Regions from separate parts of the Homo sapiens genome. Here region 2 is linked to region 1. A link is a loop called in an ENCODE intact Hi-C map of the cell type or tissue named here. Cell type or tissue: dorsolateral prefrontal cortex. All regions are shown on one strand. Links, peaks and the distances in the headings refer to the core of each region. The heading gives the core; the rest is flanking DNA. Region 1 overlaps SH3PXD2A (SH3 and PX domains 2A). Region 2 overlaps SH3PXD2A (SH3 and PX domains 2A).

Region 1 (10,987 bases), core at 1,247-9,246:
GAACTCAAAGGGAGGACCTAGCAACATCGAGGGTACGAGGAGGGAAGGGGCAGCAGAAGGGCAGTGTTTTCTTCATACGTGTCCTTAGTCTACTGGCAGGATTGTAGGGACTGGGAACAGTGCAGTTTAGGGGGAGGCAGAGTGGGCCAGCTCAACCCGGCTGTTAACACAGACATGGAGGATCAGGGAGGGAACTTGGCAAGTGGGAACCCACCAACCATGAGATGATAGAGACCTAGGTTTGAATTCTGGTGCATTATTTACTATATTGGGTTTTGGGCCACTTACTCAGTGGCTCGGTTTATTATCTGTAAAATGGAGATAATTTATCCCAGAGCCAAAGTATGATACTCCTACCTTGGGATGTCATAGGGTTCCAGATCCTCCCAACTCACTGGCTTGTCTGCACTCGTACCCCAGGTCATTGATAAGAACTCAGGTGGCTGGTGGTACGTGCAGATCGGTGAGAAGGAGGGCTGGGCCCCCGCATCATACATCGATAAGCGCAAGAAGCCCAACCTGAGCCGCCGCACAAGCACGCTGACCCGGCCCAAGGTGCCCCCGCCAGCACCCCCCAGCAAGCCCAAGGAGGCCGAGGAGGGCCCTACGGGGGCCAGTGAGAGCCAGGACTCCCCGCGGAAGCTCAAGTATGAGGAGCCTGAGTATGACATCCCTGCATTCGGCTTTGACTCAGAGCCTGAGCTGAGCGAGGAGCCCGTGGAGGACAGAGCCTCAGGGGAGAGGCGGCCTGCCCAGCCCCACCGGCCCTCGCCGGCCTCTTCTCTGCAGCGGGCCCGCTTCAAGGTGGGTGAGTCTTCAGAGGATGTGGCCCTGGAAGAGGAGACCATCTATGAGAATGAGGGCTTCCGGCCATATGCAGAGGACACCCTGTCAGCCAGAGGCTCCTCCGGGGACAGCGACTCCCCAGGCAGCTCCTCGCTGTCCCTGACCAGGAAAAACTCCCCCAAATCAGGCTCCCCCAAGTCATCATCACTCCTAAAGCTCAAGGCAGAGAAGAATGCCCAGGCAGAAATGGGGAAGAACCACTCCTCAGCCTCCTTTTCCTCATCCATCACCATCAACACCACTTGCTGCTCCTCCTCTTCCTCCTCCTCCTCTTCCTTGTCCAAAACCAGTGGCGACCTGAAGCCCCGCTCTGCTTCGGACGCAGGCATCCGCGGCACTCCCAAGGTCAGGGCAAAGAAGGATGCTGATGCGAACGCTGGGCTGACCTCCTGTCCCCGGGCCAAGCCATCGGTCCGGCCCAAGCCATTCCTAAACCGAGCAGAGTCGCAGAGCCAAGAGAAGATGGACATCAGCACTTTACGGCGCCAGCTGAGACCCACAGGCCAGCTCCGTGGAGGGCTCAAGGGCTCCAAGAGTGAGGATTCGGAGCTGCCCCCGCAGACGGCCTCCGAGGCTCCCAGTGAGGGGTCTAGGAGAAGCTCATCCGACCTCATCACCCTCCCAGCCACCACTCCCCCATGTCCCACCAAGAAGGAATGGGAAGGGCCAGCCACCTCGTACATGACATGCAGCGCCTACCAGAAGGTCCAGGACTCGGAGATCAGCTTCCCCGCGGGCGTGGAGGTGCAGGTGCTGGAGAAGCAGGAGAGCGGGTGGTGGTATGTGAGGTTTGGGGAGCTGGAGGGCTGGGCCCCTTCCCACTATTTGGTGCTGGATGAGAACGAGCAACCTGACCCCTCTGGCAAAGAGCTGGACACAGTGCCCGCCAAGGGCAGGCAGAACGAAGGCAAATCAGACAGCCTGGAGAAGATCGAGAGGCGCGTCCAAGCACTGAACACCGTCAACCAGAGCAAGAAGGCCACGCCCCCCATCCCCTCCAAACCTCCCGGGGGCTTCGGCAAGACCTCAGGCACTCCAGCGGTGAAGATGAGGAACGGAGTGCGGCAGGTGGCGGTCAGGCCCCAGTCGGTGTTTGTGTCCCCGCCACCCAAGGACAACAACCTGTCCTGCGCCCTGCGGAGGAATGAGTCACTCACGGCCACTGATGGCCTCCGAGGCGTCCGACGGAACTCCTCCTTTAGCACTGCTCGCTCCGCTGCCGCCGAGGCCAAGGGCCGCCTGGCCGAACGGGCTGCCAGCCAGGGTTCAGACTCACCCCTACTGCCCGCCCAGCGCAACAGCATACCCGTGTCCCCTGTGCGCCCCAAGCCCATCGAGAAGTCTCAGTTCATCCACAATAACCTCAAAGATGTGTACGTCTCTATCGCAGACTACGAGGGGGATGAGGAGACAGCAGGCTTCCAGGAGGGGGTGTCCATGGAGGTTCTGGAGAGGAACCCTAATGGCTGGTGGTACTGCCAGATCCTGGATGGTGTGAAGCCCTTCAAAGGCTGGGTGCCTTCCAACTACCTTGAGAAAAAGAACTAGCAGAGGGCCTGGGCTCTTCCAGCCTCAGTGTGCCTCTCTGGCCGCCCACTGGATGAGCGGTGAGACGAACAAAAGGGAAAGGAAAAAATGGGGGTGGGGGGTGGGGGGTGGACAACATTCAACACTGCAGAATGGGTGACCTCAAAGATGCCCCCTGTCCAAGCCATCCCACAGCTGGAAGGTAGGGGATGGGGGTGCCCACACTGAGTGAGGAAGGGAATGGACCAGGGAGTCCCAGGCCTGGGACCCAGAGCCAAGAAAGCTGAGATATCCTGTGCACCATAGGGACTTCACCAATGGATTACATGCCATCTGGGACAGGCCATGTGGGAGACCCCAGTTGTGCCTTTGCTACAGATCTGGAAAAGACAAGGTCATGGGGGCCTCCAGTGTCCTGCCCCTGCTTGGCCCAGTTTTGATTGCTGGCATCTTGCCACCCCAGGTATCCCTGGTATTGTCCTAAGCTGTATTTGTGAATTGTGCTGGTTTCCTGGGCATTGCCACGCCTACCACAGGTGGGTACATTAGAAGCCACCACTGGCTTTCAGGCTTGGGGGTGTCTTCTGAGCTCAAGCCTGCTTCTGGGCCAGGCCATTGTCACTGTTAGTTGAAGAAAAAGCAGTTCCCAGGTGCCAGCAAAGACCATCTTTCATAACTGTCACTGTCTTGGCCTTGAGAAGAGAGCCCGCTCTCCGTGGGGCACCCCATGGAGGACACAGTACCAGAGTTTACAGAGAGGGTGGGCGAAGCCACCGGTCTCTTCCTAATCTGCACAGACTATTTTGGGTATTTCTGGGCGGGCAGTTCCTTTGCATGTTTCGGGAGAGGTTTGTTGATTTGGGGCTTATATGTCAGGCCTTTGGTTTGCGTCTTATTTTAGGGGTTGTTTGGGGGCCTGGGTGGTCGGCCTCACATGGGAAGGGGATGGGTAGTGGATGGGGTTTCTGTTGTATCTTGTGGGCGGGTGATTTTGCTTTTGTTTTTGTTTCACATTCTTCCCCCTCCACAAGCCAAAGTCGTTTCATTTGGTTTCCACTGTGTGGACTGTGCTGGAGCTTGGCGCCTGCCAGAAAAATTTGGGGCTAGGCAAGCCCCAGGTTGCAGACATGGTGAAGCAGAGAAACTGTTCTTCTGGTTCCTGCACAACCTCAGAGGGGCAAAAACCCTCCCCAGGAAGGAGGAGGGTGTTCAGGAGCCAGACTTTTGGAGAGAAGGCAGCTCCCAGCCTGCTGGGTGACCGCCATTCTGCGTGTGTTCCCCAGCTGGGCAGGGCTGGAAGCCTTACGTATGAAGCATGGAGAAGCAGCCATTGTCCCCACTATGGGCAGAGGGGGGACCCGGCTGGCCCCTTGGGTCAGACTGGAGCCAACACCGCCAGCCACCCCCTCTGGCCTGCTGGCAATGCCACAGGTGCCCAAGAAGATGGAGGATCCCTGTGCCAGGAGCCAACCTGGTCTTCCCGAGGGTCAGTGCCCCAGTGAAGACAGAAGCGAGAGAATAAAGTTCCCTGTAGGTCCTCTGTCACCTTTGGGTTGTGTTTTTCAATTGTTGACATTTCAGAGGGGACCCTCCAGAAGCCCAGCCGGCTTCCCCCAAGGACTCCCCCTTCGCTGGGAGTGGATTTCCACACGTGCCTTTGATTTCGGACAGATTGGGCCTCACAGCCACCGATTCAGCTGCCAGGGTCCCTGGACTGGGGGTTGGTGTTTTCTATAGAGGAGGAAAGGCCCTCCCTCACCCTGCTCCCCACCCAGGCAGGGCAGCATGGGACCCAGTGTCTCAGTGCCTTCAAAACCCACCCCCACCCCTACCCTACCCCACCACACCCCATCCCAGAGGCCTTGCCTGGGCAACCCTAAGCCCCTGTCCCTCGCCATACACTGATGCCTGGCAGCTAGAGCAAATGGCTCGTGTTCTTTGTCGAAGGCCTGTGGTGAGATTGTTTTGTTTCCTTTTGTTTTGTGAGTTTGTTTAAAATTGAAATTAGTTATTTTCTTCTGCTGGACAGTATTAAATAGAGCAGGATGTTGAGTTAATCTGCTAGATTGCAGTACTAATGGTAGTGGTTTAGTGTCTTCATGTTAATATTATTTGTACTTATTTGAACAATAATGATAAAGAAGTGGTTCATTATTTTTTAATTAATGCACTTTAAATAAGGTAGAATGGAAAAAACCCAGAGAGCAAAGTGCATTACTTAAAGATGCAGTATATACTTTTCTCATTTTTAAACAGCACATATTTATTAAGAGAAAAAAAGTAATTTATGACTATTTAAAATAAAATTTAAAAGTAGAGTGACTGTCAGGTAAAGAACCTTCAATGTAGCTATCTTCCAGGGGGAGGGCCCTGCAGCCTCGCTCCTCAGATGTCTGCACTGAGCCAGTTCAGTCACTAGTGCGCCAGCCAGGCCAGGAGGGAGTGCAGAGCATGTCTGCCAAGCACAGAGCATCTCAGTTGGACTGGACCACAGTGCTCCCGAGAGCCTGCCTTTCCTGCCCTTCCCCACCACCTGCACTGCCCCCCACATTCTCCCAGCCCCCCCCAAGGACCCCCTCTCCTTGACCCCCAGTGCTGTAAGTAATAGAGTCATTAAAATGCAGGACTGAAAGAGACCTCAGAGGTCTCTATCCCATCCCTTCCTGTTACTGCGGCCCAAGGACAGGAAACAACTTTTCCAAAATCCCACAGCTAGTTAATGACAGATCTCCCCACTACATTAATCCCGTGCTCCTCCTCACTGCCATTATAGTTTATTGTGTGGTCATGTTTACATTGTGACATCCAGCCCCAAGGATGGCTGGGAGTTGCTCAGGCATCCAGGAAAAGTGGGGAATGCTGCCATCTGGTGACAGCATGTAGATTTGGGCAGTGAACAGGGATTGCCATGCCCCAGTCTTCGCACCTCGCCCCCTCACCCCCTAACTCACAGCACAAACCCTGCAAACCCAAAGAGAATATTAATACTTGAAGCAAGAAGGGTGCATGCCAGTCCTTCTCCGACATGGCCAGGGGGTACCAGGCCTTGTGCGCCTGGCCTCCTAGCCCTAGCCAGGGCGAGAGGGCCTTTCCCTTGAGCTACTGAGCTGCTTTGTGATGCTGAAGGATACTGCCGGCAGCAGGCAGAGGAGGGAGGGGGCCTAGGGCTCTGACCCATCTGGAGGAAAACCAGATCGGACTAAAAAAGGAAAAAGAAAAACAAAATCTCCGCAGTGTCCAAACCTAGTTTCCCATGAGTTGCGACTGAAAATGTGAAACGACACTGTATTGCTGTATACTGCAACTTTAACCATAATGAGCCCTTCTGAGGTCATTATTGAGGTTCATATAATGCCCGAAGATGCAGCATTTGGTGCTTTGTTTTCCTTTCCGTTTCAAGACCTTTTTCTTTTATTGCAAGGGGAAAAAAATGTCATCTCCCCCCACCTCATCCCTCTTTGTGACAGCAGACCTGGCTGTGTTGCCCCTCTCCTCCTCACTATTCTCACCAGGCCATGGGACTTTGGGGGCAGTGAGAGAGAGCTGGAAAGGGGCAACCCTGAGCAGCAGGTGTGCCCCATGCCCTGTGGGTTTCCCCTATGTCCAATGACTGTAGACGGGCTGTCTTGCCAGGCCTCAGCCCCGTCTACCCTAAGCCTGGCCCCAAAGGTTTCTCTTTCTTCCTCCTTGATTTTCCATCTTGACGAAGGCATTATATAGAATCATTTTAATCACTTTCAGATGTTAGAGCAGCGTATTTTACAGGCATTTATATCCATTGCTTTCCTCAGCAAGGCATGTTACTACTTTTATCATCTAAGGAAAAAAGACAAGGGAATTCCAGTCAGGCATTATTTTCCTATTACTAGTGTTTGCAGAATAGGTGTAGGACTATTTAAGTTTAGACCTTGGTTTGGTAGTTCTTGTTTTTAATAAGGGGAAAAAGATAAAATAACCCCTATTTTTCCTGTTATTGTATTTAACTAATATATTATTTCTTTAAGGTTACTCACTTCCCCTACCCCTCCAAATACCTTGCATTCTCAATCAAAAATGGAAACAATCTGAGAGACAGGAAAAGTGCAATATTACCAAGATGGATGCCAGGGCTCATTGGGGACAATGGAGGGAATACCAGTGGCGCTCAGAGAGCAAGAGGCAGGGAGCGGGGTGCTGAAGGAATCCTAGCTGTGGAACAGGTGGGTGGGTTGGTGGAGTTTGATCTTGTGGCGTTCTCCTCTCCCCCTTCTTTGGGAAGATGATAGGGGTCCCTGCCAGATCCACCCAGAAGAAAGGGATTCAGGCATGGGGCCCTTGACCTCTAGGCCCCAGTCCCTGGAGCAGAGGCAGGCCCTCGGGAGCTGTTCCTTGTTTTGATTTCTGTTGTGGTGCAGCCAGCTGCTCAGAGAGACCTGGCCTAAAAATGACTCCCAGCAGCCCTCTCTCACCCCAGTGTCCTGATATTTGGGCTGTGATCCTTCTGGTGTATGTTTGAATCTTTCTAAAACTGGGTGCCCTCAGTTCAGTTTCTAGGCAGGAAGCCTAGAAGTCACCAGATCTTTTTGGGGGATGTGAGAACCTTGAGCCGCGCACACCCTGGTGAGACACCAATTCCCACAAGCCTGCAGCAGGGCCTGGGGCTGAGCCTGGGCTGCCCATTCATCTCAGCGACTTCAGCCTGAGAAGTGAGCCCTGCCTGGGCTCCACACCCAGAGAGTCCATACAAATTCTGCTCCGGGAAGAGTCGGGGGGTCTATTCAAGTTTCTCTGCAGACAAAACTTCCCACAACAGGTACCAATCTGGCCTCCTTCCTCAGCACCGGTAGAGAAAGCAACAGAATGGGAAGTTTCCTCTGGGTTGGAGCCTCAGAGCTCTGCCCCTCAAGGTGACAGGGACGTCCCTGTGGCTTGTTCCCTCCACCTCCAGTACTGTATGCTTGCTACTTCAACCCCCTATTTGGTGAATTTCTGCACAGACACAGATCTCTGTGCCTGGAATGGGACTGTGCCCTGTGCGGGTCTCTCCCTTGGCGTATATCCATCTAGATATTTAGTCTTTGAGAATCTCAAAGCAGAGCTCTCTGGGAAGAGAACTGTCCACATTGCTAAATAATTAAGATTCCCTCACTTTTTTGAGGGCCATGTGTTGTGAGAGAGAGAGAGAGAGAGAGAGTGTGTGTGTGTGTGTGTGTGTGTGTGTGTCTGTGTATGCAAGTGTTGGTAACTTCCCACTTGAACTAAATAACATGGGGTTAGAGAAAAAAAAATACCAGGCAAGCTGTCTCCATTGAACAAGTCCTTGGCAATGGGCAGGTCCCAAGGGACTCACAGCTTCTGGCAGCAAGTGTGTCATTCACACACATCATTCTGGCTGGAGAGTGCAATGTGTCATTTTTTTTTCTTTTTGTAATTATTTTATTAAGTATTTAGTTGGAAATTTCACACTGGCATTAACAGGTCTAGCATAAGTGGCCTAGGCAGTCATCCCAGGCTCCAAAATGAAGATGTGCAAAAGAGATGCCACTGGGAATAGAAACACTGAGTTGGTTCAGTTAGGTCATCCCCTGCAGACGTGTCATCGAGCAGGCTGACTCCCACCCCTCAGCCATGCCATGGGTATGAGAAGCCCCTTATAATGAAAGCTGCCAGCCCTTTCGTCCTTGTTTCAGAGGGTGGGTCAGGTGGTTGGGGTGAGAACTTGCTCACGGTGCACCCAACAAGACCTGCAGGTGCATATAAGTTTAGTCCCAACTGCAGGGCCAGACCAAACACTTCCTGGGAAGTGTGTGGAGGGCTGTGCTAGACCTTCCTGAGTTTCTGGCTAAATCATCAGCCCTGTTTGGTGCAGTCTCATGTCTCTGTGGTTCCCAAGCTGCATGATCAGAGCCAGTGAGAAGACAGGATCAGTGACCCACAGCTTTGGGGAAAAACAGCCCCACTGTTAACTTCCCTCCTGCAAACCTGGGTCCCCAGGCCATAAGGTGGGCACACTGGTGCTTACAGACTGGGTGGAGAGCCCTACCTTCCAAGGTCTTGATCCCAGCCTGCCTATAAGGTTGGGATTAGCATGCAATCCCCCTTCCCCAATCCTGTCTTTTTAAAATCTCAAGTTTGCACTTAACCTTGACAACAGCACCCTCTCCTACTCCAGTCCTAGAACTCAGTGGCCTTAGAGAATGGGGTCCCCTGCACTGAAGGTCCCCGCCTTGCTCCCAGTTCCATCCTGGCCAATAGGCTGCGCCTCAAGAGGTGAAAGAGAAAAAAGGGAGGGAGGGAGGAAGAATTATTTAGAACAAAAGGATGGCTCGAGCACGTTAGAGGCAAGTGAGAGGCACGTTGGTGAGAAGAGCATGTGCATGTTTGGGGTAGCTGGGGCCTACTGTCCCTTCATTAGGGAAGGAGGCTTCCAGAAGCGGATGTCTTCTAGAAAGAAAAATTGTGTGAAGGCTGAAAAGGGGCTTGGAGTTTTGTCTTTGTTGATTAGAAAGAAGGAAGAAGTCAGCTCTGAGTGTTTCAGGAAGAAGAGAGCAGGTAGAAAGGGAATTTAGTGATTTAACACCCAAGGGTCCAGCCATAGCAGGTTGGAAAATCCTCCAAATTTGGCCACAGAAACTGGCTAGGAAAAAACTGCCACTCATTGGGCCACACGCTGGGTCCCCATCAGTTCTCAATGAATGGTCATTGATTTACTTAGCAGAGAGAAGTCACCAGCCACAAACCAATCTTTGAGTTTGCAGGCCCTGATTCCAGAATATATGCATCCAGCTCCCGGGTTCTCAGCTGGTTTTGCCCACTTCCCTTTGACTGTCCAATCCAAAGCCAGTCTCTCAAGTTGTATGGCTCAAAGAGCAGTGACCACAATGGGTCATACAGTAGGGACCCACCTCCACAAATTAGAACCAGAGTTCAGACTCCATTGGGCACATCTGGGAGGAAGGCAACCTCCTTTGTCGTCTTGTTGGTACCAGTCATTCTCAAGTATCTCTGACACCTGTGGTGGTTCAGTTTGCTGAGCCTGCCACCTGGTATGAATTAGACTGGGTGTGATGAACATTCATCCATGGATATACCCTACCATTTTGCGTTGCCTTATAACCAAGGCACACTCCCCATAAGAGTTTACTGCAGAGAAAGAACAGCAAAACAGCCACCCTCCTTGAATTTACAACTCATTATCTGCAACAGGTTTTCTTTAAATCCAAGACACAGGATGGGAAATGGGTTTCCCCACCAGGTACTCAGAGGTCTGCAGGAAGTGACTCCCGGGCAAGGCAGACTTCAGTAATCCCTGAAGCGTGAGCATGTGGACTGCATGGCTGGGTGGGGACTGGTGGATGTCTCTGGAGCTCCAGAACCTTGGAGAATTCCTCATGGAATTCCCCTCCCAGCTCTTAGTGGGCTCTGTGGGGTCAGGAGGAGCCCTTCCTCCAGGTTTTCCTTCTTTCCTCCTCAGCAGAGAAACTGGAGAAAGGACATTAAACTCAGTGCAGTCGATTTGAGTGCTGAAATATTTCCAGAATCAATGGTGGTGCTAAACTATCTCCATGTTTCTAGCATTTTTAATAGTGGAGTTGGTTTGTTTTTAATCTCATCACAAAAATGCAGTGCCCTTGGGGAAGGGACCAGCCCCTTGGCCTGCCACTTTCCAGGTGTCCTTTATCACTTTGACGGGACTCTTTGGTCTGCAGAAAATGCTCTGTCTTGGCATGCTTCTAGACTGTAAGATTTGGGTTTTGTTTTGTATTTTATGTTTACATGCATCTTATATTTCCCTGAAAACTAAATAAAGTTTTGGGCCTTTTTAACCGAACGGAATCACCTCTTAATTCTCCCTGTCACCAAAAACACCCATCCAGCTGAACAGCCAATGTCCCATTATCCCAAATTGCAAAGTGGACTTCAGGATCCCAGGGCCCTCTGAAAGAAAGGACACTGGAGGGTGGGGGCAGGTAGGTAAGCTCTCGCTTTTTTTTTTTTTTTTAACAGGGTCTCACCCTGTCACCCAGGCTGGAGTGCAGTAGCATGATCATAGGTCACTGCAACCTCGACCTCCCTTACTCAAGCGATCCTCCCACCTCAGCCTCCTGAGTAGTTGGGACTACAGGCGCACCACCATGCCCAGATGATTTTTCTATTATTTGTAGAGACAGGTTCTTGCTATGTTGCCAAGGCTGGTCTCAAGCTCCTGGGCTCAAGCAATCCTCCTGCCTCAGCCTCCCAAAGTCTGGGATTACAGACATGAGCCAGCTCTCACTCTTGGTGAGAGCTGTGGTCAAGCTCCTCCAGCCTCTTCCCCACTTTTGGGAGGCTTTCTGGGCAGTGGCCAAGGCTTTGAAAGATGCAGATCTTGGGGCCAAGGACCCACATCCAGCAGGCCTAGCTGGCTCCTTAGCATGGCCCCCCGACCCTCTCCTGCTTTTGCTGGACCCCAGTAAGCAGGACCAGGTAACCCTGATGCAAGGAACAGGCCATGGCTGTGCAAGGCCATGCAGAGGCTGGGTAGCCTGAGCATCCTCCCTGGAACAGGATGGGCAGGCAGGTATCCCATGTGCCTCTGAGGCCTGGTGCTGCCAAATGAGCTCAATTCCAACACTGTGCCTAGACCTTGGGGCCA
Region 2 (10,987 bases), core at 886-8,885, 88 kb before region 1:
GTCATGATAGCTGTGTGCTGTGAGGGTATGTTTACTTGTTTGGGTGCATAGGCTGGGGGTGTGTGTGTGGTTGAGATATATCTGGTTATGGGTTGGAGTCTGTGTTTGTGTGTATTTGTGTACCAGTTTGGGACATGTCTAGCTGTGGGATGAGGTGTGTGTGCACTTGCCTATCACCTGGGTCTGGGGTGTCTCAGGCAGGCACACCCACTGGTGCAGAAGGCCATTTCCTCCTGTGAACCGTGGGGTGAGCCTGGGGAAGAGCATTCCTCCACTGTCACTCCAGGCAGGTCTCAAGTGGGAGAATGGAAGGCGCAGCAAAATGGGGGTTGTGTTCTGTCACCGCCCACACAGGAAGCTTGCCCTGGGCCTCAGACGTATAGTGTCCTGGTTGAACCTGGGCTCAAATTCTGGCTCTGTGTGACCTTAGGCAAGTTTCATAACTTCTCTGTGCCTCAGTTTCCTCATTTTCTTTAAAACAAAAATGCTAATGTTATCTGCCTCACACATAGAGGATTAAGTATGTTAATGTGGAATAGTCCTGGCACCGAATAACTACTGTACAAGTATCAGTTCTCAGCAGCAGCAGCAGTAGCACTTTCTGAAGGCCTGGGACCTAGTCCTGCCTCCATTGCCACTTTTCTCCCTATGTGACCTTGGGCAAATTCCTTCTCTATGCTGGGCCTCAGTTACCCCCATAAAGGCAAGAGCTGGAACAAATAACCTCTCAGGTCCCCCGCCACAATCTCTGGGGCTCAGCTTCTGTGCTGCTTCCTAAGCAATGCAGGGCCACACCCAGGCTGCCTCCCCCAGGGAAAGCCAACCCCCAGTTTCTCTGTCTTCCACTCTCACGCCAGGAAAAGGATGGATGGAGAAATTTAATTTATATTGGTGTGCTTATGATAATGGCCACTTAGTGTCATGGTTGAAAATGCCAGCTCTGAAGCCAGACAGCTGGAGTTGAGAGTCTGGCTTCTCTCCTCTGTGACCTTGGGTAGATTTCTTAGCCTCTCTGTGCCCATTACTTCTTCTGTACATTTGGGATAATATTCATACCCATTTTGTGATGGTTTATTATGTGTCAACTTGGCTGGGCCACAGTGCCCAGATATTTGGTCAAGCATTATTCTAGATGTTTCTGCAAAGGTGTTTTCTAGGTGAGATTCATATTTAAATAAATCAGTGGATTTTGAGTAAAGCAGATTACTCTCCATAATGCAGGCTAGCCTCATCCAATTGGTTGAAGGCCTCTTAATGGAACAAAGACTGACACACACACACCCTCCCTCAGCAAGGAGGAGTTCTGCCAGCAGCTGCCTTTGGACTCAGCTGCAGCTCTTCCCTTAGTCTCTGCCGGCCTCCCCCATCACATTTTGGACTCTCAAACCTCCACAATCACATAAGCCAGTTCCTAAAATAAATCTCCCTCTGTCTTCAAGCTCTCTATGCACCTCCCATTGGTTCTGTTTCTCTGGAGAACACTGACTAATACACACCTCATATGGTTATAACGAAGATTAGATAAACTAATATATGTAAGCATGTTTAGAACACTGCCTGCCACCTAGAAAGCTCCCCTGGAAGTGCTAGATGCTGTTATCGAATGAGCATCTACTATGTGCGAGGACATTTTCACGTTTCCTCATTTGCTGATCAGAGCCACAGTACATGATGGGTGGTGGGATTCCCATTTTGCAAATGAGAAGCTGAGGCTCCGATGGGGTGACTGCCCACACACAGTCCTTGGCAAACTGAGGATTGGAGTCCATGTTTAGGGCTCTGTTCTGCTCTATAATGAACCTCACGAAGCTTCCCAGGGTCACTCCAGCCAGGGACATTTGCGCAGAGGAAATGGATGCCATTCTGGGGTTCACTGTAAATCTCTTACTGAGCATAGAGCTTAGACTTGAGGCAAGGCTTAGGGATGGTGGAGTCAACAGAAGAAGAAAGTTCTCAGGAACTTTCTGGAGGAAGCAAGGCTGGTGACCTTGAAAACTGAAGGACAGTTTGGCCTCAAATTTATCTGCATCTTTCTTCCCTCTATTGAACCTGCTCCTTCCAGCATCTTCCCCATCTCAGGAACTGGCACCATCCACCCCATTGCTCAAGCCCAACATCTAGAAGTCACTCGTTTTTTGTTTTTTGTTTCTTTGAGACAGATTCTCCCCTGTTGCCCAGGCTGGAGTGCAGTGGCATGACCTTAGCTCACTGCAACCTCCGCCTCCTGGGTTCAAGTGGTTCTCTTGCCTCAGCCTCCCGAGTAGCTGGGATTACAGGCACCTGCCACCACACCTGGCTAATTTTTGCAGTTTTAGTAGAGACAAGGTTTCACCATTTTGGCCAGGCTGGTCTCGAACTCCTGACCTTAAGTGATCCACCCATCTCAGCCTCCCAAAGTGCTGGGATGACAGGCGTGAGCTACTGTGCCTGGCTGAGAAGTCATTCTTGACTCTTGTCTTTTACCTGCCAACTCGAGCTGCAGAACCAACTGTCTCCCCACCTCCACCATCACATGCCTTAGAAACCCCTTCATCTCTCCAGGAAGACCCCACCTTCCTACCTGGTCTCACTGCTTCTCTATTAGACCTCTATCTGACATTCTCCACACCACAGCTAGAGTGAGCTCTTAAAAAATATTGATCAGCTGGGTGCAGTGGCTCACTCCTGTAATCCCAACACTTTGGGAGGCCAAGGCAAGAAGATCACTTGAGCCTAGGAGTTCGAGACCAGCCTGGGCAACAAAGCAAGATCCTCTCTCTACCAAAAAAATAAAAATAATAAATTAGCCGGATGTAGTGGTGCAGGCCTGTAGTCCCAGCTACTCAAGTGGCTAAGGTGGGAGGATCACTTGAACCCAGAAGTTTGAGGTTGCAGTGAGGCATAATTGTGCCACTGCACTACAGCCTGGGCAACAGAGAGAGACCCTATCTCTAAATAAATAAATAGGAAGGAAGGAGGGAGGGAGGGAAGAAGGGAAAGAAAGAAAGAAAATAACATACTTTCCTGCTTAAATTCCCCCAGGGACTCCATCCCACCCAGAACTAATTCCCTACCCTGGCTCACAGAGCTTGTGTGACTTGGCCCCTGGCTGCCTTCCTGACCTGGGCTTTACCCCTCTTGTCCCCGCCCATCACACTGCTCAGCCACACCAGTCACCTTCTGCTCCTTAAACGCATCAAACACATTCTTCTACGTGGCCTTTGTACTTGCTCTTCCCTCTTGCCTGTAATGTTCTTCCCTGATCTTTCACATGGCTGGCTCCTTAAGATTTCTGCTTAAAACTGTCACCTTCTTAGCGAAGCTGCCTGATCCTGCACTGTCCAGCCTCCCCCGCAGATTACTCCTCTTCTTCCCTCCTCATCGCTTCCCACACTCTAGTGATCCTGTGTGTTTGCTTGCTTCTTCTCTGTCTCCCACCACCTCAAGAGCAAAGACCTTGGCTGCAGGGCTTGCACCAGCCCCAGGGTCCACTGGTACTTTTTGAATGGGTGGGTGGATGGAAGAAAGCATGCATGAATGAGTGAACCTTGTGCAGGCTCAGGAAAGAAAGGTCATTGTGGCTTTAAATTGGGGATCATTGCCTGGAAAGAGGAGACATTTTTCTGGTTTGGGAGCAGAGAGCGGGAGGCTTTGGTAATCCAGAGAGAGCACATGCACAAAGGTAGAGGGATAGGACTAAGTGTGGCTTGTTGGGAGACTGACCTAACTGAGCATCAACTATGCCAAGCACTGCGCAAGGTGTCGAGGCTATAGGAACGTGCCTTTCTACCCTAGAGAAGTTTGCAGTCTGCTGTGGGTGATGAGCTATATAGAAGAATGTACTATTAGATGGAGGGAAGTGAGGGAGCAACATGGTTACCTGAGGAAGAGCAGTCCAGGCCAAGGGCACAGCAAGTGCAAAGGCCCTGGGGTGACGGTGTGTGCTGGCTGCTCATGATGCAGTAGGGAGGCCTGTGGCTGGGATGAAGAATAGTGGAGGGTAAAGTGGAAAGAGGTGAGAGCAGAGATGTAGCTGGCAGTGGGGAGGGAATAGGGTGAAGCAGCACCATGTAGGGCCTTGCAGGACATTCTAAGGATTTTGACTTTCATCGAGTGAGATGAAGATTCACTGAGGGGTTCTAAGTAGAGGCAGGGACATGATCTGGCTTCAATCATAGAATGATGGGGATTGACTAGGCAGGATGGGTTATGATGTGCAAGGTCGCAGGGGGCTGCTAGCCAGGTGAGATAGGATGTGGGCTCTGGCAGCAGTGGAGGGGGCAAGGCACTGCGGGTGTTGGACAGACTCTGATGATTGGATGTGGGCCTCAAGGGAGAGTTTGTGTGGGAGCTGGGAAACAACTGCATCAGGTTGCCTGGGGTCCCACTCTTAGGCCGACAACTTGCCAGTCATGTGACTTGGGCAAATCCCTTCGCCTCTGAGAACAGATTATCTCACCTGTTCTGTTGTATCAGCCAGGGTTCAACTAAAGGAACAGAACGAGTGGGAGGTATATATTAAGCGATGTAGTGTAAGGAACTAGCTTACACAATTGTGGGGGCTGGCTAGGTAAGTCTGAAATCCTATGGCAGGTCATGAAAGGGGGCAGGCTGGACCCCCAGGCCCAGGCTGGAGCTGCTGTCCGCAGATGAAATGTCTTCAGGGAAACCTTCACTCTGCTGAAGGCCTTTCAGCTACTGACTCAGGCCCACCCAGAGTGTTTTAGATAATTTCCCTTACTTAAAGTCATCCGGTCATGGTCTTTAATAACTATAAAAATACATTCCCAACCAGGCGCAGTGGCTCATGCCTGTAATCCCAGCACTTTGGGAGACCGAGGCAGGTGGATCACCTGAGGTCAGGAGTTTGAGACCAGCCTGGCCAACATGGCAAAACCCCGTCTCTACTAAAAATACAAAAAATTAGCTGGACGTGGTGGCGGGTGCTTGTAATCCCAGCTACTGAGGAGGCTGAGGCAGGGAGAATCTTGAACCCAGGAGGTGGAGGTTGCAGTGAGCCGAGATCATGCCATTGCACTCCAGCTTGGGCAACAGAGCGAGGCTCTGTCTCAAAAAAAAAAAAAAAAAAAATTCCCCAGCAACACCTAAATTAGTGTGTGATTGCATAACTGGGGACAGTAGCTTAGCCAGGTTGATGTGTACCACCTGACCATCATACCTGTCAAATGGGGTTGTTATAGTAGCAGCGACCTGGCTTGCCCCAAAGTGCACAGGGTTCAAGGAGGTGATGCCCTTTGAGGGGTTTTGTGCTGTGCCTGGCAGTAGGAAGGGCCTGTTGTTGTTAGCTGTTGTTGCTTCCCCAAGGTGGGCACTGCTCCAGGAGCCCCAGTGGGGCTGGAGCAGACTCCCCAGAGCAAGGGGTTCTCTTGAGACCTGCAAAGATCTCATGCCTCTCACCCAGTTCTCTAAAAAGCTGCATTTCGCCAGGGCACCTAGCCGGGAAGTTCTGAGATGCGCCACTAGGGGGCACAGGTGGCCACGGAGCCTCGGGATTGTCAGGGCCCTGGGGCTGTTGTCAGGAGAGCCTGAGGGTTCATCCAACCCAGGAGTCCTGTGGAAGCTCCAGCTCGTTTACATGCAGATGAGGTTGCTCAAGAGTGTTGTTACAAGCTTGTTCTCTTAGGCAAGTGTTGATGTTCCTCATGAAATCCTGTTTACTTTATTCTTCTCCTTGGAAAAGTGGTGAGCTCAGCCCCACTTCTATCTCAGTGATCATAAAACTGTATTATTAGCTGAGTTCATGAGATCAGCATTAATGTAGTTTCACTGCAGAGAAGCAGTGTTGCCTGGGGTTGACAGTTTAGGTTTTGGCAACAGGAAGACAGGGTTTGAACCCCAGCTCTGCCATTTGTTATTGCCGTTTTAATTATTGATAGATTAAGAAAGAAGGGGAGAAGTTGGTCTTTGAGTTGAGACATTTATTTCCATTCTGTGAGACCCAGGAGGGGACGACAGGGCGTAGACTCAGCCATTGCTGAGTATTCCGTTGAGTTAAAAACGTGGACTCTGGAGCCAGAATGCTTAGTTTCATGTCCCGGCTCTGCCTGCTGTGTGATCTTGGGCAAGTCCTTCTCTATGGCTCATTTCTTCACCTGTAAAATAGGGATAATCAGGTTTTTTTCATGGGGTTGAGGATTGAGTGAAAGTTCCTGAAGTGATAACTCCAGCACCGTGCCTGGCCTAGAGGAAGCACTAAGGGTGAAGCAGCTTTTACTATGAATAGGAGGCAGCACCGGAGGGGTTCGTCTCAAACAGGAGAGAGCGCTGGTTTCAGCTTTTGCCCTTTCTCCGGAGTGACTCCTCAATCAGACAGGGGGAAGGTGGGGTGTCCACTATCTCATCATTGCCAGGAGCCTCCCTGCAACAACCAGGGTAGGTGGTCTTGTCCCATTTTATAGACCAGGAAAGGGAAGTTAAGGAACTTGCCCCAGGTCAGCCAGACACAGGATTCTCTTTTTTTTTTTTTTTTTTTTTTTTTGAGACAGAGTTTTGCTGTTTGCCTGGGCTGGAGTGCAGTGGCACAATCTCAGCTCACTGCAACCTCCACCTCCTGGGTTCAAGTGATTCTCCTGCCTCAGCCTCCCAAGTAGATGGAATTATAGGCGTCCGCCACCATGCCCAGCTAATTTTTTGTATTTTTAGTAGAGATGGGATTTCACCATGTTGGCTAGGCTGGTCTTGAACTCCTGACCCCAGGTGATCCACCCACCTTGGCCTCCCAAAGTGCTGGGATTACAGGTGTGAACCACCATGACTGGCCTTTTTTTTGTTTTTGTTTTTGTTTTTGCTTTTTTGAGACAGGGCCCCAGGCTCTGTCGTTCAGACTGGAGTGTGGTGGCACAACCACAGCTCACTGCAGACTTGACCTCCTGGCTTCAAGCAATCCTCTCACCTCAGCCTTCTGAGTAGTTGGGACTACAGACATGCACCACCACGTCCAGTTAGTTTTTGTAGAGACAGGGTCTCGCTATGTTGCCCAGGGTGGTCTTGAACTCCTAGGATCAAGTGACTATCCTGCCTCGGCCTCCCAAAGTGCTGGGATTACAGGTGTGAACCGCAGCACACAGCCTAATTTTCCTTTTTATGAGTTTGGTTTTTAATAAAGTGAATTTGCTTAGAGCAAGACCCGCCCATAAGTTCTGGCCACTATTAAGGGTTAGTCTATGGCCGGGCGTGGTGGCTCGCTCCTGTAATCCTAGCACTTTGGAAGACCGAGGCAGTTGGATCTCCTGAGATCAGGAGTTCAAGACCGACATGATGAAACCTCGTCTCTACTAAAAATACGAAAAATTAGCCGGATGTGGTGGCCCGCACCTGTAATCCCAGCTACTCGGGAGGCTGAGGCAGGAGAATCACTTGAACCCAGGGGGCGGAGTTTGCAGTGAGCCAAGATGGTGCCACTGCACTCCAGCCTGGGTGACAGAGTGAGATTCCGTCTCAAAAAAAAAAAGGGTTAGTCTACCTGAAAAAGTTCCTCTATTCTCCTCCTTTTATAGAGGAAGCTTTTAAGAGAGGGATGGCCACTTGCCCAGGGTATGGGGTGGGCAGAACCTGGTCTTCTGCTGGTCAGCACTCCCACCAAGCCCTGGAACCAGGTGGAAGTGTGAGGAGGGCTGTCAGGTGGAAGTGTGAGGAGGGCTGTCCTGAAGCACAGGAAGCCGGTCTGTGAGGTCTCTGGTACCTCCCTTCCCCGCAAGGTAAATACCTCAGCAGGGCACTAGCAGAGCTGGGCTCTCTGGCCCTCCCTGGGCCTGCCCTGCCCAACCAGCAGCAGAGGGAGATGGAGGGAGACGAGGCAGTGGCAGCAGGCCTCCTCCCTCCAGAGCGCAGGCTTTGTGAGGCTTTCACTTCTCTTAATAGTTTGTTGGCTCCTGGCCCCATGGAGTGCACAGCTCAACTGAGAAGGTGGGACCTTTTCAGGGATTCATTAATACTAGGCAGGATGGCTTGGGATCTGCAAGGTGGAAGGAGGGGTGGCTGGCCATTGTGGGAGAGGCTGGAGATGGCCCTGAAGGACAGAGGAGATTGTGATGGGCTGAAGGGTGTGGGTAGGGCACCCTGCAGGAGGGACAGCCAGGCATGAGTAAGGATGTGGAGCTGGAATGAGTTTTTGCTTTTTTGTTGTTGTTGTGGGTTTTTCTGGTGTTAATTTTTAACATGGGGTCTTACTTAATGGCCCAGGCTGGAGTGCAGTGGTGCGATCAGGGCTCACTGTGGCCTTAAATTCCTGGGCTCAAGCGATCTTCCCACCTCATCCTCCCAAGTAGGTGGAACCACTGGTGTGCCACCATGCCTGGCTTATTTATTTATGTAGGAGACAGTCTTGCTCTGTCACCCAGGCTAGAGTGCAGTAGCCCAATCTCGATTTACTGCAACCTCCGCTTCTCAGCTCTCGTGCCTCAGCCTCCCAAGTAGCTGGGACTACAGGCACCCGCCACCATGCCTGGCTAATTTTTTTGTATTTTAGTAGAGATGGGGTTTCTCTGTGTTGCCCAGGGTCGTCTTGAACTCCTGAGCTCAGGCAGTCCACCCGCCTCAGCCTCCCAGAATGCTAGGATTACAGGTGTGAGCCACCATTTCTAGCCTTTATTTTTTATTACTGATTTGTTTATTTATTTGGTAGAAACAGGGTCTCGCTTTGTTGCCCAGGCTGGTGTTGAATTCCAGGCCTCAAGTGATCCTCCTGCCTCAGCCTCCTAAAGTGTTGGGATTACAGACGTGAGCCACCACACCTGGCCTGGCATGAGCTTGAAAAGTCTGAGGGAAGGAGAGGGGCCCATCATCCCGGCAGGAGCGAGGGTAGAGCAGGAGATGAGTCTGGAAAGGAAGTCATGGAGAGTGTATCATAAGCAAGACCTTTTAAAGCAATTTCCGAGGCGTTCTTGTCCTCCTGAGCTACCCATCCTCAGTGAGAAAGGCCCAGGCTACTTAGAGAATGTGGCAAAGATCTTCCTGCCACCCTCCAATGGCCCATTTCAAAAGTGAGCGTGTCTTTTGAAGGCGTCAGCTTCTGGCACATCTTACCCAGGCTCGTGGTTTGTTTTGTTTTTTTTTTTTTTGAGACGGAATCTGGCTCTGTTGCCCAGGCCGGAGTGCAATGGCACGATCTCGGCTCACTGCAACCTCTGCCTCCCAGGTTCAAGCAATTCTCCTGCCTCCGCCTCCTGAATAGCTGGGATTACAGATGCATGCCACCATGCCTGGCTAATTTTTTGTATTTTTAGTAGAGATGGGATTTCACCATGTTGGCCAAGCTGGTCTTGAACTCCTGACCTTGTGATCCACCCTCTTCGGCCTCTCAAAGTGCTGCGATTACAGGCATGAGCCACCGCAGCCAGCCTCTGGGCTGGTGTTTTTAAACAGTTTTTATTTGCATGGCTCTGGGTCCTCAGCCTGATTTTACCCTTGGAGTTCAAAGCCATCTAATTGGAAATGAAAGGAGCCTGATTGATTTGGCAACTCTGCGGCCAGCCCACGTGGCGGTGATGCGATGGAGAAAGTGAGTGCTGCTCACGTGTGTGTCTGCGCCACGCTCCCTGGCTCGAGGTGGCTGAGCCCCACTGCCCAATTGGCCTGGACACACAGAGCAAGGCGGAGCGGGGAGGGGGCAGGGGCGTGGCAAGCGCTCCCCGGATCCTGGAATCCCCAGAAGGAGGCAGCTAGTTGGAAGCCTCAATTCCCTCAGCCCTGCTTGCACAGCTGCCTCTGCCCCCTCACTCCTATCACCCAGTTTCTCCTGCTAGGAAAATAGGAAGTTGGTCCAAAAGGGAACTGCATGGGCAAAAGTGAACTGCAGAATCTTGAGTCTGCTCATTGAAATACAGATTCCCAGGGCCTGCCCAGACCTACTGAATCAGCGTGTCTGGAGTGACGCCCAGGTATCTGCATTTTTTCATTTTCTTAAGAGACAGGGTTTCACCATATTGCCCAGGCTGGTCTCAAACTCCCAAGCTCCTCAAGCAGTCCACCCACCTCGGCCTCCCAAAGTGCTGGATTATAGATATGAGCCACCGCATCTGGCCGATCTGCATTTTGTGTGTGTGCGCGCGCGCGCGCGGGCGCGTGTGTGTGTGTGATGGAGTCTCACTCTGTCACCCAGGCTGGAGTGTGGTAGTGCGATCTTGGCTCACTGCAACCTCTGCCTCTTGGGTTCAAGTGATTCTCCCGCCTCAGCCTCCTGAGTAGCTGGGACTACAGGTACCCTCCACAACACCTGGCTAATTTTTGTATTTTTAGTAGAGACAGGGTTACACCATGTTGGCCAGGCAGATCCTCCTGCCTTGGCCCCCCAGAGTGCTGGGATTATAGGCGTGAGCCACTGCACCCAGCCAATCTGCATTTTTGACAGGCTTCCCAGGGCTTCTGAAATCAAGCTAGGGTTGCGTCTTTGATGGGTCATCCATGTGGGTTGATGGCCATGTTCAGGGTAGACAGGCAGCAAGATGGCAGGGGGATTGGCATCCCCAAGATGAATGGTGCCTGGATGATGCCTGGATGGGACTGCTCCTTGAAGAACATTCAGTTGTCTCCTGAGATGGGAGGGTGGGCTACGGGGGCAGGAATGGAGGACAGGACTCCCAAGTCTCTTACCCCTGAAACACAGCCCAGCATTTGGAGTCTTGGAGAATGGCTATCTGAGGGGCCTACCCAGCCCTGACCTGATGAGAGACACCATCTGCCTTTCATTTCCAGAAGGTTTTGTTGCTGGGGGAGGAAATACCCAAATTGTGGTCCAGCAAAGAAATGTTTCCCACCGTGGCCCACGGCCAGAAAGTCACTGGTTCCTCACTTCAGCGTTTGGTTTATAGACACGTGACAGAAGAGGCAACCTTTCCAGTGATGACAAAGCCGGCGGAAAAACAAAGACATGGGGGAAATGTGCATTACTTATTGTTTTAGCACCTTTTTCTAATCTAAAGTTACTTTTAGAAACAGAAAAGTGGTGTGTGTAACTTAGTCGGCACGTGGCATTTTTAGAATTGGTCTG

Evidence for each region. Hi-C counts contacts between places; a loop is a spot of excess contacts. Peaks named below come from ENCODE experiments on the same cell type or tissue, not always from the same donor. Only the 100,000 strongest peaks of a DNase experiment are listed, where the experiment ranks them.
Region 2: it touches region 1 in a loop (5-fold over the local background); 105 of 110 quality-filtered maps call a loop at or near these places.

Annotation. Positions count from the first base shown.
Region 1 is chr10:103,593,223-103,604,209 of GRCh38, reverse strand. SH3PXD2A (SH3 and PX domains 2A) reads left to right here. Exons shown (of 15, transcript NM_001394015.1): 15 at 421-10,183. The coding sequence ends at 2,394. Among named protein-coding and RNA genes, the nearest start is that of NEURL1-AS1, 81 kb to the right of the region's middle. RefSeq lists an enhancer at 5,064-5,358. In dorsolateral prefrontal cortex, for the core only: a CTCF peak has its summit at 5,241 (motif pointing left); DNase peaks (open chromatin) are centred at 4,794 and 5,239; H3K27ac peaks cover 4,946 bases.
Region 2 is chr10:103,680,829-103,691,815 of GRCh38, reverse strand. All of the region lies in intron 6 of SH3PXD2A (SH3 and PX domains 2A), which reads left to right. Among named protein-coding and RNA genes, the nearest start is that of SH3PXD2A-AS1, 60 kb to the left of the region's middle. RefSeq lists enhancers at 5,146-5,195, 7,826-7,895, 9,055-9,835. In dorsolateral prefrontal cortex, for the core only: CTCF peaks have their summits at 1,281, 5,248 and 5,463 (motif pointing right); DNase peaks (open chromatin) are centred at 1,315 and 5,475; H3K4me3 peaks cover 1,622 bases; H3K27ac peaks cover 4,838 bases.